Linked DNA regions of Homo sapiens: region 1 is linked to region 2. Evidence: read pairs that join two places in POLR2A ChIA-PET (ENCODE). Cell type or tissue: GM12878. All regions are shown on one strand. Region 1 overlaps FGGY (FGGY carbohydrate kinase domain containing). Region 2 overlaps FGGY (FGGY carbohydrate kinase domain containing).

Region 1 (2,500 bases), 78 kb before region 2:
AATCTTTACAGCAGTCTGTGGGACAGATATTATCTCTTTTTATATTACCAGATGAGGAAACTGAAGCTCAAAAAAGTTAAATAACTTACTCGTGGTCTCATACTATGTAAGCAAACCCATGTCAAGAGCCACACCATTAGCTCTGTTCCCTCATCTGCTACCTTATGGGAACCTGTGCACTTTCAGTGTGGGAATCCAGAAGTGGTCTCTGCCACCAAGAAATTACAGTCTAGTTAAAGAATAAAGATACAGAGCAACCAAGCAGTAAGAGCAGAACAAGAAAATAGATGAAAATAAGAGCTAAAGCGTATGTAGTGCTTGTTAATACATCTGGTACTTTTCTAAGCATTTTACCCATGATAATTCATTTATTTCTCACAGCTACCCTATAATTATTGTATTTTTCTTTTCTTTTCTTTTTTTTGAGAGGGTCTTGCTCTGTCACCCAGGTTGGAGTACAGTAGCACAGTCTTGGCTCATTGGAACCTTTGCCTCCCAGGCTTGAGCGGCTCTCCCACCCCAGCCTCCTGAGTAACTGGGACTACAGGCACACACCACCATGCCCAGATAATTTGTGTATTTTTTTGTAGAGATGAGGTTTTACCATGTTGCCCAGGCTGGTCTCAAACTCCTGAGTTCAAGTGATCCACCCACCTCGGCCTCCCAGAGTGCTGGGATTACAGGTGTGAGCCACTGTGCCCAGCCTAATTATTGTCTTTTACAGATGAGGAAACAGGCACAGAGACTTTAAGCAACTTGCCCAAGGTCACTCAGCTAATAAGTGGCAAGGCTGGGATTTGAACTTTGGCATTTCACATCCAGAGTACGGGCTTATCACCATTTTGCTCTACTGCCTCTTTCAGCGTTTGCTTTGCAGGCTTTGCATAAACTAGTTTAGGGAAGAAATTTGTGGGTGATGGCTTCGGGAGGATCTGAGGCTGTGAACAATGGTCAGTAGCTTCATTGTTTCATTTAAGAAATACTGAGTGTCTCCTGTGTGAGAGGCACTTTGCTGGGCGCTGGAGATGCCAAGGTGAATGAGTGGGATAAGGGCCCTGGGGTAGGCTTCTGGGAACTTAGAGTCTAGTGTAGAGAGGCAGAAAATAGACACACACAAAGTAATTTTGTTTTCTGGAAAATGCTACGAAGGAAAAACACAGATGAACAGATTTGGCATAGCGAGTGTGGGCCTCTCTTGGGAGTTTTTGTTTGACCTGAATGATGAGATAGGAAGGAGGAGCAACAGATTCACTGTGGGGGAGGAAAGCACCTCATGAGATCAGCAAAGGAGGTCAGCTGGGCCAGGAGGGTATGAGCAAGGCACAGAGGCGTAGGAGGGGGTTTGGCGAAGTGGGCAAAGGCTGCTGCATGCAGCCTTGAGGCCAGGGGCAGGAGTTTGAGTTTTATTCCAAGATCAGTGGGAAATGGTTGATGGGCTTTAAACATGGGTGTGACACAGTATGTTTTATGACCTTAAAAAAATCATTCTGGCATATGTGCTAGGTAGATAGTAAATATTTGTATAGCAACAACAAACTTCATACTGTTTTTTTTTTATTATTATACTTTAAGTTTTAGGGTACATGTGCACAACGTGCAGGTTTGTTACATACTGTAATGTTAAAGGGAAGAAAAGTTAGAAGACTAATGAACAGTCTTATAAATACATTTGTTTAAAGAAACTATCAGTATGGAAAAAAAGACTGGCCATATACACACAAGAAAACATTAATACTGGTACACTGTTCATGGTTGGAAGAGTTTGCTACTGTTTTAGCACAATGCTCATGCTTTTATTACTTAGTAATTTTCCATTCAAAGCTTGTAGTCATAGCTAACCTTTCTGGTTGACAACACTTCATTATTGAGCAAGGGATTTTTTTTTTTTCTTTTTGGGCTTATTTTCCTAAAAAGCAACATGCTAGGGACTTCACAGGCAGAATTTTATCTCTGCCCTTTAGTGACACAGTGTAACAGCATGCTGTTTTACTGTATCTGTGTGGCAGTATGAGGAAACCAAGACTCAGAGGACTTAAGTAGCATCCCCAAAGCTACACAATAGTAGGTTGTAGAGCCCAGATTCTCACCTAGTCCAGTCTGCCTCCAGCTCCTGGGATCTAACTATTGCCTCTCACTGCCTGCTTTTAAAGGGCACTCATTTCTTCCCACTTGCCAGGGCTACAGGCTGGCAGACCACTGGCTGAATCTGGTCCCCAATCAGGTTTAGTTTGACCTACCATGTGCTTGGAAAAAAAAAATAAACAATTTTAAATTAGTTTCCAATATTTAAAAATTGAGAAATTTTATCTGAAAATTCAGATTATTTATTTTCCTGAATAAATAATGAAAGAACTTGGCAATACAGGGTCCACACTTCCATGCAGAAGGGAACGGCTGGAGCTGAATAGGGGCTGCCTTCTTTAGAAGGGGTCGGCATTCTTCATTTTGCAGCAGTCCTCACCCAGCCTGCTACACTCATTTCCTTTTTCAGCCCTACCCC
Region 2 (2,500 bases):
AGCTTCTAAATCCCTTGGGGTTTCCTAAGCGATAGAGCATCTTTTGCTTTAATGAGGCGACTCTTGGGCTCCTGGATAACTTCAGAATGGGAGTTGGTCAGAATGGGACTTGGTCACTAGAAAGACCATGTGATGGATAGCAGCTCAGAATTTTCAGCCCTACTCCCCACATCCACCCAATCCACCAGGAGGGGAGAGAGGCTGGAGATTGAGTTAATAAGCAATCATGCCTGTGTGATGAATCATCCCTAAAAATCCCTGAAAGATGGGGTTTGGAGAGCTCCCGGGTTGGTGAACAAGTGGAGGTGCCTGGAGAGGGCATGAAAGCTCCCCACCCCTTCCCACATACCTTGCCCTATGTACCTCTTTGTCTGGCTGTTCATTTGTATTTGTATTCTTTATAATAAGCCAGTAAATTTAAGTAGAGTGTTTCCCTGAGTTTTGTGAGCCATTATAGCAAATTATCAAACCTGAAAAAAGGGGGTTATGGGAACCTCCAGTATGTAGCTGATCAGTCAGAAGTATGGAAGGCCTAGACTTTTGATTGGCATCTGAAATGGGAGCAGTCTTGGATTGAAGCCTTAACCTGTGTGATCTGCCCTTACTCCAGGTAGTTAGTTTAGAATTGAATTGTGGGACACCTGGTTGGTTTCTGAAGAGTTAGAGTATTGGTTAGTGTGGGAAAATCCCTCACACACGTGATGTAAAAATTGTCATGAGTATGCAGAAAAAAGTTTTTCCCCTTTAGTGGCAGTTTCCAGAGTTTGTAAATATCTCTGCTTCCCAATCTTTTGTGCCTCCTGTCTGTCTGGTACTCCACCTCTGTAGTAATGGCAGCAGCAGCAATTCTAGTAGTAGTCACAGTGGTGTTTCTCTAGTAGAAGCTGTAATAGTAGTAGGAAGAAGAGGTGTAGGAGTAGTATCAGTATCATAATTTCCCATTCCTAGTTTCAGAAGAGATTGAAAGGCTAAGTGACATGCCTGAGGTCACATAGTTAATAAGTAAACGGCAAAGCTATCGTTCTGACTGGGAGCTCTCTTACTTCAGAGCTCACCACTAGACTGTGGGTAGTTTTCAATCCAGTCACACTAAATGCCAGTTATTTCCTTACATGATTACCTCTCCCACAAGATTCAGAACTTCTTGAGGAAAAGGACATATCCAACTGACCTTTGTATCTGTAGAGCCTAGCTCCAAGGCTGGGCGTATCCATCAGTTTTAGACATTGAAATCAGGGTTTCTTAACCTTGGCACCATTGACATTTTGGGCCAGATAATTCTTTGTTGTGGGGCTGTCCCATTGTGCATGACAGGATGTGTGGCACCATCCCTGACTTCTACCCACTAGTTGCCAGTAGCACATATCCCCACCCGCAGCCAGATAAACCAAAAATATCTCCATGCATTGCCAGCTATCTGCTGGGAGACAAAATGTCCCTGATTAAGAACCACTGATTTAAATTAAATGAAGGCCAAGGAGCCTTGAGTAGTGTTCATATCCGAAAAGGGCATTTTCAGAATTGTTCAGGCTGCTGGATCTCTCAAAGATGATGATGTATTTTCCAGGCCTCATGTGTCTGGAGCACAGGTTGCCTGTGGTGGTGGCTGCAATGATCTCAGTGTGCCAGGCCTTCACGGGGAATACCAGAGAGGGTCCCTCTGGAGCAGCTCTTACTGGGTCATGGAGACCATCTGTCTGGCATGGTACCACCTGGCAAAATCTCTTTGCCTTAACCAAAAATATGCTTTTGTAAATTTCCTGGCAAAGCAGGGGCTGCATTCTGTTTCCTGATTTCTCTCTTTTATTTCCAGATGTGTCACTGGTGACACATAGAGCCCAATGAGAACTCTGTTGGAAACTCAAGTTTCTCATTCTTCGCCAGCTCCGTTGTCATGATTTTCCCACCGTCTAAGCCAGTGTAGGTTACGTTACCCACGTGCTGGTTAGTGCTTGGATGTCAGTTTTCCTTTTTAAATTCTAGATCTGTAGCATGCTTTAGGGAGGAAACTTTATGGCTTATTACACAAATGGAGTTAACCCTTCCCTGCTTTGCAGTGTTTTTGTTAGTGACAGAGACATGAATTCAAGATCTGCCATTTATTATTTGTTTCATTTTGGACAACATGCTTAGCTTCTTTGATCCTTGATTTGTTTACCTTCAAAACAGAGTAACCTACCTGTCCTGTCTACCTCCATGGGATTATTATTAAAACACAATAAGATAATCTGCTCAAAAGGCTTAAACTCCCTAGTATGATTTACTATCAGTATACCTTTTGCACCCAAGAAAACTCTACAGTATCATTGTTCATGGGCACCAAATTGTAAGTTCAGTTAAGGCAGACTTTGTGTCTTTTTCTGCCAGTTTCTAGGACCTAGAAGGTATTCAGTAAATATATGGTGAATGACAGTATGAAAAAAATTGGGAAGTCAGATTCTGTGGTTCATTGTACCAGTGGGGGCTGGAGGGAGGTAAGTGAATGGTTTGTGTGGCTTTG

What was found. Peaks named below come from ENCODE experiments on the same cell type or tissue, not always from the same donor. Only the 100,000 strongest peaks of a DNase experiment are listed, where the experiment ranks them.
Region 1: POLR2A ChIA-PET joins it to region 2 with 10 read pairs; 3 of 35 experiments call an interaction of 5 or more read pairs at or near these places.

The regions. Positions count from the first base shown.
Region 1 is chr1:59,353,674-59,356,173 of GRCh38, forward strand. All of the region lies in intron 4 of FGGY (FGGY carbohydrate kinase domain containing), which reads left to right. Among named protein-coding and RNA genes, the nearest start is that of FGGY, 58 kb to the left of the region's middle. In GM12878, no CTCF peak of the experiment used is centred here; DNase peaks (open chromatin) are centred at 1,248 and 1,909; H3K27ac peaks cover 931 bases.
Region 2 is chr1:59,431,868-59,434,367 of GRCh38, forward strand. All of the region lies in intron 5 of FGGY (FGGY carbohydrate kinase domain containing), which reads left to right. Among named protein-coding and RNA genes, the nearest start is that of FGGY, 140 kb to the left of the region's middle. In GM12878, no CTCF peak of the experiment used is centred here; a DNase peak (open chromatin) is centred at 984; H3K27ac peaks cover 542 bases.